Regions from separate parts of the Homo sapiens genome. Here region 2 is linked to region 1. A link is a contact called in ENCODE Hi-C data. All regions are on one chromosome and are shown on one strand. The core of a region is the stretch at or near the end of the contact, and the rest is flanking DNA. Distances in the headings are between cores, read along the strand shown.

Evidence for each region. A loop is a pair of places that touch in the nucleus more often than their neighbours do. Pooled maps may share reads with other maps.
Region 2: a loop to region 1 is called in a map of PC-3, with 7 times the contacts of the local background. The contact joins two enhancer-like sites. A Hi-C loop is called at or near these places in 3 of 168 maps with a recorded cell type or tissue (IMR-90, PC-3 and endothelial cell of umbilical vein), 4 of 37 single-sample maps with no recorded cell type and 6 of 50 pooled maps.

The regions. Positions count from the first base shown.
Region 1 is chr4:142,349,695-142,354,986 of GRCh38, forward strand. The region is part of intron 7 of INPP4B (inositol polyphosphate-4-phosphatase type II B); the gene reads right to left. Among named protein-coding and RNA genes, the nearest start is that of INPP4B, 490 kb to the right of the region's middle. Within about 2 kb of position 1,357, at least 4 of the 41 ENCODE cell types and tissues checked have a DNase peak (open chromatin) inside an H3K27ac peak, as active enhancers do.
Region 2 is chr4:141,150,023-141,155,785 of GRCh38, forward strand. It overlaps a transcript of RNF150 not described here. Among named protein-coding and RNA genes, the nearest start is that of RNF150, 19 kb to the left of the region's middle. Within about 2 kb of position 4,375, at least 2 of the 41 ENCODE cell types and tissues checked have a DNase peak (open chromatin) inside an H3K27ac peak, as active enhancers do.

The DNA of each region.
Region 1 (5,292 bases), core at 107-2,606:
GAATGTTAATCACTATCTGAATGTAATATCAAGAGCTGTTCTCATAAAAGGCACATCTTTAGATTCTTTCCCTCCCCAAGAATCAAAGAATCACACATGAGCTTATTTGTCAGCTATAGTTTTTAAAATAGACAAAGCAAGAATTTTATGCTCAAGTAATTCCAGATCTTTCTGAAACCAATACTGTCAGATAAGTTGTAAAAAAAAAAAAATCCATCATTACTGCCACTATCAAACCACTGAATATCTGTTTATTCTCTTTAATGTATGACAGAGATAAAGAGTTTTCTAAAAAGGTACTCTATTGCCTTAAAAATAGTCTTGCTTTAGGACACAGACTATTATCACCACAATCAAAGCTACCTCTTCGGCGCTTAGAATGCAATAAGACATAAGAAAGAAAATTACCATGAGATATGAGGCTGAAGAACTTGAATTGTATGTTGCTTTCCACTATTAAGAACAGTCTGCACTATTAGCCTTTCTCTGAGTGTTCAGAGATGTAATTTGTAATGGTACTTCAAGAACATATTGTATGTCCTTGCTTTATTTGAGCAAAAAAATAGAAATCGAATCATTGTTGTACCATTTTCTCTTCAATAATTGCTGTCCATGTTGCAGTTGTCACTTCTATATGATAATTTAAAGATAAGTCAGAGTGTATAATGCATAATATTCAACCTCTCTCTTCTTGGTGATCATTCTTCCAATTATTTTCTTTGGTAAAACAAAAAACTAAGACCTACATCAGTTTTCCTTACACACCACCAATACTAATGTAATTCAAATTCTCACCACATTTCCCCTTCCCCTAGGTTTACCTCATTCTGCATTAATGTTCTAATCCTTACTTTACTATAGCAGAATAAGTATATTATTCATAAACCATTGAGCCTCAACCAAAAGGCCTCGTGTGGTGTAAATTTCAAGTACCCTGCTATTGGTAAGATATTTTACAACACAGAAGTCATTTAAGAATGTCTAAGCCACTGTTATTTTCCAAGATTTAAAAGAGCAAAAATGTTAATGAAAATAAAATTCTACCTTTACACTGCAAAATTATACTTTACTTTTGTCTACATTGGAAAGCATTTTACATAAAGCTGTGCAAGAAATTATCTCTCAGCTCCAAATCTATTTGTCCATTCTGTAAACTTCATTGTGATGCTATGGCTGAGACTCTCAAAACCATGTTTATCCTGACTCTGATGGCTCTATGTTAGGCTCTTCTAACAGGGAGCCCAGATGGAAACTGAAAAGCCTGGTGAAGAAAGAAGAAATATTGTTTTCCTATGGGCTAGCTGACTGCCTGCTATTCCTAACAGCATCACCCTAGCTGTTTTGTTTGCCCAAGGAGCAGCTGCTCCTTCCTGTAATAGCAGCTGAAACCAGTTTGCAATACTTCCAACATTTGCAGTACTATTGCATGGCTTTCAGAGATACTAGAGCTAGCCTGACCCATGTTCCCTCTGCAGAATGAATTTCAGGTCTATGGGTCTTGTCCAAGTTCACCATTAGTGGGATAAATTTCAGCTCTACTAGTCCTTTCCTCCAAGATCTAAGTTTTAATAACTCCAAAGTCTTCTCTCTATTCCCTACCTCTAGAGCTGGAAGCTGCATCCTACAGTTGCCACTTCTGTGATTATTTGTAGTTCTCTTTTACCCTTTCATTGATTTTATTAACAACAATCTTATATCTAGTTAACAGTTACTTACATTTAATATCTATGTTCAAATAACTGGCGTGGTTTCTGTTCCCTGATGGACCCTGATTGATTCAATCACCCTATAGGGGCTGTTAGAGAAAGCATTTTTGTCCCCATTTCAGAAAGGGTAACATTTTGTTAATCACTTGATAAGAGAAAAACCTGGGACTTGGACTCAGTTATCAAATCCATTTATAGCACCTTTTCCATAGAAACTACTTCCTTTTGGACACTGAATAAAATTCTTCTCCTAAATGCTCTACATATCCAGTCAAGAAACGTAGAAAATAAATAAGTTGGCCAAGATGAACATGGCTATTAAAGTCAGATCTTTTGTACAAAGCCCCAGCTTAATTTTCACATCAAGGCTCTTCAATTTCAATAATTTCTAATAGTATTAAGAGTTGGGGTTAAAATGTATTGTTATTCTTGTAGTATAATAAATGGTCATGATCTGTTAAATGTGAGCACATTGAAGAATGCCAAAACAATACTTGTGAGCTCATTATTTCCTATATAGTTTTAAAAGTGGAACTGAAAAAGCAAAAGCAAAATACTAAATGTAATATAGCTCTCTTTTACATTTGCTTGCTGCCAGATATTCTATAAATATAAAAACAGATCTCGGAAGCTGCTGTTTAGAATATAAGTAATGAATTTCCTGATGGGGTGTTCAGTAAAATTTTCCAGACATGAGCTTTCTTCCTCTGGTTGGCCAAATAGTGTGTTTTTCCCTCCTGTCTGCCCAGCGAATGTGTTTCTAAAGACCGCTTTGTGTTCCTGAAAATCACAGGAATTCCTGTATAGTACAACGAAGGCCCTGGCAGCAAAGCCTAATCAAGTTGAAGAAAGCACCACAAATACTTCCCAAATGGCTTTCTTCCACAATTGGCAGTATTAAGACAACAAAAGAAAGTGAAAACAAAGGCTACAAAAATAATACATCAACTTTCCTTCTTCTCTCCTCATTTGCTTCCAGGTCCTCAAGACTGAAACACACACACATAGATTAAAAGTACAATTATATCTGTAGTACCTATCATATTCTGTATGATGTGAAAATGATATTTGTAATTATAAATTAATATATATCATATATATATATTACTTTTCTACACCAAAAATATTCCCAACCCATATGTGTACATGTCTTACCAGGAGTTTAACAAATTCACTTGCTACTTTAATATAATAGGATCATACTTCAGCTCCCTTTTGGGGGTTTATGGCACACCACTAACAGAGAACAAAGTAAGAAATGAGAAAAACAGAAACCCTTCCACCTCTCTAATTACATTTTGTTAATTAAACACCTATGAAAGTGTAAACACTCATTCTTATAAACTGAATATTATCAGGATTTGCCTTGAGAAATTCATGGTAAATATTATAACAGCATCCGAATTGCCTGTACTTATTACTGAATACAGCCTGTTGTGTAGGAGGCAATATCCTATAAAAGTCACATGCTACGTTATCCATGGAAACTTTAGCTGATGACAAGTGGCCTATTCAGTTACAAATATAGTCACTTAGAAATATAGGGTGGTGTTTTTTCAGCTCACTACCCATATAACTAAACTCCTGTCACTTGACTTTAGAGATTATCTGTATTTTGGAACATAGAAGCCCAATGTGCTACCACCGAGGATAAAAGGTAAAAGGTAAAAAGCATTAAAAGGTAAAAAGCCACTAAATGCGTACTTTTTAAAAGTCCATTATAAAAAACGATGTCTTCAACCTTTTATTAATGAGGCGCAGCTGTGAATAGTCTACTTTCATCTTATTAAAACGTCTACAGGTAATGAATAGAGAGCGTGATAATATATTCCTCAGGAAAGTTTCAAGACTTTGAAAACAGAACCTTATATTGCAATGCTTTCTAAGTTGCAAGCATAAATATTAGCCTCTAGGGGGAGCGCTAGGCTCTTCCCCTTAGATTTTCTAAATGCTAAGTCAAGAAAAGAGGAAAAAATTCCATTCCCCTAAGAGAGAATGATCCAACTGGTCAGATTCCAGGACATTGATTGGACCATGTTTTGTGGGACTGAAGCTTTCAGAAGTTTTTAAAAGGTCAGCATAAGCAATAACTTCTCTTCTCAGACTCTCCATGCCTTCCATAGGTGGCAATCAGACTAAATCTCTGCCCTGGCAAACTACTTTTTCTTTCTCTCTCTGTATATATACGTGCATATACATATATACATACAGATGCATATACAACTGCATCTAGGATTATCTGATTGCTGCCTTTGCTTAGCCACTTATGTCCATGTCCTTGAAGATAAATATTGTACAAAGGAATATTTGGCTTTTTGGTGCACTGCCCATAATATCACAGCACCCAAGATCTTTCTCTAATTTCTAATAGCATTTGCAAATAGTATAGAGTTTGTTTATTTTAAAGTTGCACAGAATGCCATTACCTAGCTTAGTGACTTTGGGCAGATCACCCTGTTCTGTGAGTCCCACTCTCCTCACTAAATGGTTTCTAAAATGTTTTTGATTCCAAAATTCTATGAGTTTTTATCTTCAACAATTTTTTCCCAATGCTAAATGAAATTTTGTTCAATAACTCTTGGTGGTCTAAGTCATTTCCCCACTGTGTGATTTAATTGACATAATGCCGTTCAAGGTCACAGAGCAAAACCTAAAACATCTAGCAAGCACATAAAAATTCAAGTCAAATGCATACAACCAGTCAGCTGCAAAGATCTCAAATGCAATAGCCGAAACCACCTAAGCAGACAAATCTAAATAGCAAAGTCACAATCTGCCTTTTATCTAGCATATTGGGTATCTTGTGCCACGAACCTTCTCAGAGCCTTGGGACATGGGCTCAGCAAATGTGTATGCTGACTCTTACACCTAAAAATTCAGTAGAAGCACAGATCATCTTCCTGAATGTGCCAGCAGATCTTTATCCCATAACTATGTGCAATTCAAACACAGGTTTGGATGAGTACGGCTCATTTATATGTAGGAAGAACAGAATTTTCACAGGAAAAGCAGAGTGGAAGATTCTTGTGTCCCCCACAGACCTGGAGTTCTTGTCTATTTCCATTCGGTACCTTTTATCTATCTTGGGCATTTAAGGAATAAACCGGCCAGAACAATTCAGATGGAAGACAAAAAATAAAATAGAATCATTAGTTCCAATTCTTCCAGAGAATTCATCTAACAAAATGAGCTGGTGTTATGGGAGGTAGAACAAAGAGAATCCTAAATTGTATTTAATCCAATAGCTTTACTTCACTAGTTAGAAAACTGAAACTTAGCAAGGTCCAATCTTTCATTGGAATGACCTTTATTTTGAGCTTATTTTAGATGTTATTATGTGCTTTGCCATAATGGGGAAAGGTGAATGGAAAATTCTGCCTTCGCATATTCCAGAGATTAGGGAGACAAGCTAAATATACCTAACTAACATACGGCTAGTTATCTATTTCTGTATAACAAAGCGAGGACTTAATGGCTTGATGGTGATTTATCACTTCTCACAGTTCTGTGAGTTGACTAGGCAATTATGTTTGTCTCATCTGGGCTCACTCATGGGGTTCAGATAGCTTGTGGCTCGTGGCTCGAG
Region 2 (5,763 bases), core at 3,125-5,624, 1.2 Mb before region 1:
AAGAATGAAATAGGTGTAATGCATAAATGATAAATTATCACTGAAGAGGGGTCAAATAAAATCATAGCATCATTTGCCAATAAAGTTTTTGCAATGATTCTGAAAGAACAAAAATGGTGGGAAAATATACTATTTTGTGCATCTATCACAAAATAGTCCAAAAGGGCTGACATATTAGCAATTGGTACCATATTCATATTGCAAGCAGCATCTTAGTTTCAGCAAAACAAAATAATCAGATAATAGCCACTTCTTCCATTCAGTTGCCCAGGGAAAAAACCTTGGAGCTCTCTTTGACTCCTTGCCTTCTTTCATACTCATATCCAATGTCTCACCAAGTACATCAGATTCCGATGGCTTCTCGCCGTCACCATCTACATTGCTTCCACCCACGGGTGTGAGCCATCACCCTGTGGCACCTGGCTTATTGTAATAGCTTCCTACTTGGTCCTTTAGTCTACCCTGGCCTCCCTTACACAGCTGCCAAGCAATCATGATAAAACACAAGTCTTGTGGAGTCACTTCTTTCCTCAATTTTCCGGTAGCATTCCATCTCTCTTAGAGTAAAAGCCAGAGATTTTAGATTGGCCTATATGGCCCCTGATGAATGGAAAAGAGACACTGTCCCTCTAATATGCCTTACTTCCTTTTCTACTCTTTTTCCCCCAACTGATCTCCATTTAACATAGTATATTGTTTACTTTTCATGTTCTCTCTACCTCCTACTAGAATGTAAATCTTAAGAGGGCAGGAATTTTCATCCACATTCTTTATTTCTGCAACTCCAGCTCCTGGATTAGTTCCTAGAATATAGTACACATTCAATGAACAATTCTGAAATGAATGGATGAATCTGGTATATTAAAATAATTTTTTGTATCATTTGATTGGCAAATAAGTTTTCTTTTCTTCTTTGTTTTTTTGGGTCAGGATCTTGCTTTGTCACCCAGGGAGGCTGGAGTGTCATGGCACAATCATAGCTCACTGCAGCCTCAGACTCCCAGGCTCAAGTGATTTAGCGCTTCTCCTGCCTCATCTTCTCAAGCAGCTGGGACTAGAGGCGTACATTACCATACCTGGCTAAGTTTTTAATATTTTTTTGTAGAGGATGGGGTCTCATTTTGTTGCCCATGCTGGTCTAGAACTCCTGGCCTCAAGCAATCCTCTAGCCTCAGCCTCCCAAAGTGCTGGGATTACAGGCATGAGCCAACATGCCCAGCCAAGTTTTGTTTTTTATAGTTGTATAAGAGTTGTTAGAATAAACCTAGTTTATGGTTAAATATATTTAATAGTATTATGAAAGTAATTTACCCTGTAATCCCAGGGACTCAAGAGGTCAGGAGTTTGAGACCAGCCTGGGCAATGTAGTGAAACCCCATCTCTACAGACACACACACACACACACACACACACACACACACACACACACACACACACACAGACACACACACAAATTTAAGTCAATACTGAGAACTGTAGGAATGTTTTTCTTTAAAATGGTTATATACAATTATTACACTTTATTTGAAATATACTATTTTGGCTAGGTTTATAGTAATCTAAAAGGATCAGAAAAATCGAAGAACATTAGAATTAGGAGAAAATGTAAATATTATCTAATTTAACATTTTACCTTAGAATAGAACAATTCCTAGAATTATGGGAGATTTTTAAAAAAATATTATTTTGTGGCTTCTTGTTTGGCAGGGTTTTTGAATTCTATAAGCAAGGAAGTGTTCCTAATCTTTGTAACATTTAAATTTACAAATAATTTGAAATTCCCTGAAGAAAGCAAATGTGTTCCCATGATAAAATAAAATTATTCACAGAAAATTTCTTTAGTAAACCAGCTTCAAATTTCATTAAGATGGAAAAGCTGTTCTAATTGATTTACCAGATAGCTATGGTTGGAAAATATTTAATTTTTGGAAAAATTCATGATGTAGGTCTGCCATGTGTTCTTTTACAAAACTTTCATTGACAGCCAAAAAAAAAAATGTGGAGTTCAGTAACAGCGATAAAATTGTCATTTGATCAATTTTAACAATGGCTTTTATGTAATCTGTTAATCCCTCTCAAGCAATCTGGGAAATTGTGCTGTGAATCATTAGAAATATATGAACGATTGAGCTGTGAAATTTTATTACAGAATTATATTATGCCACAAGGATTCATCAACGGGTGAGATATTGCCACAAAGCAATTCACTTAAAAATTCAGCCATGTTGCTTTTGTCCCTGAAGGGTGGATTGAACACCCACACTGGAATTTTGTCCAGTCACATAAAAAGAAAATGTAAGCATTCCTTTTCAAAATTACTAACTTTTGAGATGAATTGAGCAAAATAACTAGTGTTAGGAGGGAATATTCCATCCTTTTGATAAAACGAATATGAACTATCTGAATATTATTTTGACCTATGACATGACTTTGTTACTTTAATGTAACACATTGCAAAACATAAAGTGCCATCCATGTATTTATTTTATTATTTTATTATTTATTTGCATGAAAAAAGGTAAAATTTATTCACAGAAAGCATTCTGTCAATTGTAGTGGATAATGACTCTCACTATGAATTACGTAATGAGATCTTCTCAACCCTTATATTTACTTTATCACCATTATAAGGGCTCACTCCTAATTTTATCCTGCCCCAGAAGATGTTTGGGGTGTACTAACCACTTCTGGGGGATAAAAGCTGGGGTGTGCAATCTATTTTTTTGTTAGATAAACTTCACTTTACACACATATGTAACATCATATAATGGGAAGAATACTAAATTAGCCTTTGAAAGCAATTATAGGCAGTGTTTTTATAAATTTTACTTTAATTTCTGGGATACATGTGCAGAATATGCAGGTTTTTTACATATGTAAATGTGTGTCATGGTGGTTTGCTGCACCTATCAACCCATTACCTAGGTATTAAGCCCCACATGCATTAGCTATTTGTCCTGATGCTGGCAGTGTTTTTGAGTTACCAGAAGGGTATTCCCAGGAATCATTCGCAACATCTTAATTATGCACTTTGCTTGCAATACACATAATTTTTTTCTTCTCCTGTCTCAGACTGAGAAAAATTTTTAATTCTTTCAAGTGCTGGGAGTATATTGTCATTAAAGATGTCAGAGCACTTTCTAGAGAAGTTGTTGGGGAGGGAGGGTTAATACAGTGTTGTGGACTGAGTTGTGTTCCCCAAAAATTCATTTATTGATTCGTTTATTGAAGTCCTAACTCCCAGTACCACAGATGGTGACTGTGTTTGGAGAAAGGGTTTTTAAAGAGGTAATGAAGTTAAAATGAGGTCATTAAGGTGGGTCTTAATCCAGTTTCGCTGATGTCCCTAAAGAAAGAGTAAGTCTGGACACAGATGGGTAAGAGGAAGACCATGTCAAGACACAGGGAAAGATGGCCATCTACAAGCCAAGGGGAGGGGCCTCAGAAGAAACCAACCCTGCTGACACCTTGATCTTGAACTTCAAGCTCTTAGAATTGTGAGAAAATAAATTTCTGTTGTCTAAAGACACCCAGTCTGTGGTAATTTGTTATGGCAGCCCTGTGTACTAACCCACACAGTAAAGAAATAATGGTAAAACATCTTCAGATGAGCATTCACCTATCCAAAGAGAAAGAGGATAGTGAGTGGGTAGATGATATAGTAGGTTTCAAATGGTCCAGAAGGATATAAAGTTTCCATTACATATTTTTCTATTTGTTTCCCAACTAGATTGTGGGACCACAGAGAGTAGAAATGATGTCTAACCTGTCTTTGAAACTTTTTCTCATAGGTGTTCATGTATGCCTACAGGATTGATCCATAGTGAATAGAGGAGGTATGCAGCAGTGAGCATACACCACAGTGTAATGTATGGCTAAGAGAGCAGGCTCTCGAGTTAGTTTGCTGAGATTGAATCCCAGATATGCCACTTATTAGTTGTCTGCTTTGGGACAAATTTCTCCATCTCTCTGTGCCTCAGTTTTTTCATGTGTAAAACAGATAATCATTATACTTATCTCATCAGTTTGCTGTGAGTACTAAATGAGTCCATATATGTATAAGCACTTAGAATAGTTCCAGGTACATAAATGGCACTCAGTAAGACTTTGCTATTAGACACATCATTTTAAGACTGCCCACAGAGTAAACAACAGGAGGAGCTCTGCTGTAATAGTTGACATAAAGCAGAAAGACTCTGTGTCCAGTTGATAGTACTATCAGTTCCTTGGCCAATTTCCAACTTACGTTCTTCCCACGTAAGTAGCCAGATCCTCCCCACTCTGGTGAAAGGAATTGGCTCTTATAAAACTAATGAGGAACATCACAGGCCTGCATAATGAAAGAGGTCATTCTGTCCTTCCTTAGCGTGCCTGTGTGGCACAATGCTATTAAGTTAGAGGGGCTGTTAGGCAAGCACTTCTCACAATTTGTTGGGTAATGACTCTATTTGGATCAGTGGGCTAAATGCTGGGGGGCTGGGGAAGAGTTGAGAAGAGTCAGAGAACACACACACTCGAGAACAAGTGGAGGCCAATTTCTCTGCCTTGGCTGAACACCTTGCAATTCTGGTGTGTTTCTAGAGAGATAGAATATGCCCCTGTGCAACACATCTGAAAACTTAAGCAGCTATACTTAAAATGCAGACCACATATTTGAGTGCAAAAAGAACATAAATTAACAGCTGAATTTAACTTAAAGAAATCGTATCATGAGAAGGTAAGCTCTCAGGAAGGTTTGAAGGATGAAAGAACACAAATTGGTAGAGATGAGGAAAAGAGAGAAACCATTATTCAACAACAACCTATGTTTCAGATGCAGTGTCTCATTTAGTTTTATCAGTAACCCTAAAGATGGGTAGAGGTAATTACCTTCATGCCTGACTCATAATGATAGGAGACAGGCATTTTAGAAATATGCCTATTCACTAAAATAAATGCTTGGTGATGTCATCCTTCGTCAGAGTCAGATATTTTACCATTAGCTCCTTCTTCATAAACAATCCTCTTTTGTCCGTCAACTTAAAATTGTGAGATCTATACATTTGGAGAGGAGAGCTTTATGTTTTATTTTATTTTATTTTGAGACAGAGTCATGCCCTGTCACCCAGACTGGAGTGCAGTGGCGCGATCTTGGCTCACTGCAACCTCTGCCTTCTGGGTTCAAACAATTCTCCTGCCTCAGCCTCCTGAGTAACTGGAACTACAGGCATGCACCACCACACCCGGCTGATTTTTTTTTTTTTTTTTTGTATTTTTAGTAGAGGCAGGTTTCACTATGTTGGCCAGGCTGGCCTTGAACTCCTGACCTCAGATGATCCACCCGCCTCGGCCTCCCAAAATGCTGGGATTACAGGCGTGAGCCACTACGACCGGCCGAGAGCTTTATTCCTTAAAAAGAGTTGCAGCCTGCAAGCCGGCCATCCTACAGGCCGAGAAGCATAGATTCTGGCAGAAACTGAAAGTGGGCACTTTGAAGGAGGAAGGGTGAGACAGGAATTTATGCTGAATGGGTTGGATAAGTATACATATTAAACAGGGTATAGCAGGACTAGGAATAATCACAAAATTGGGTATGCAAGTATGAGTAGTAAGCAAACATGAATGTTATATACATCCCATTTTCACTTTGGGGTGGAGACAACATTTAAATGCATCAAAATTTGGCTGTATATGTCAAAAGGTGAAATGGAGGACACAAAGACATGCAGTGCCCAGTCCTGTAAACAGCCAGAACGAGTCCATGGTGCGTGGTCTCTCACCAGC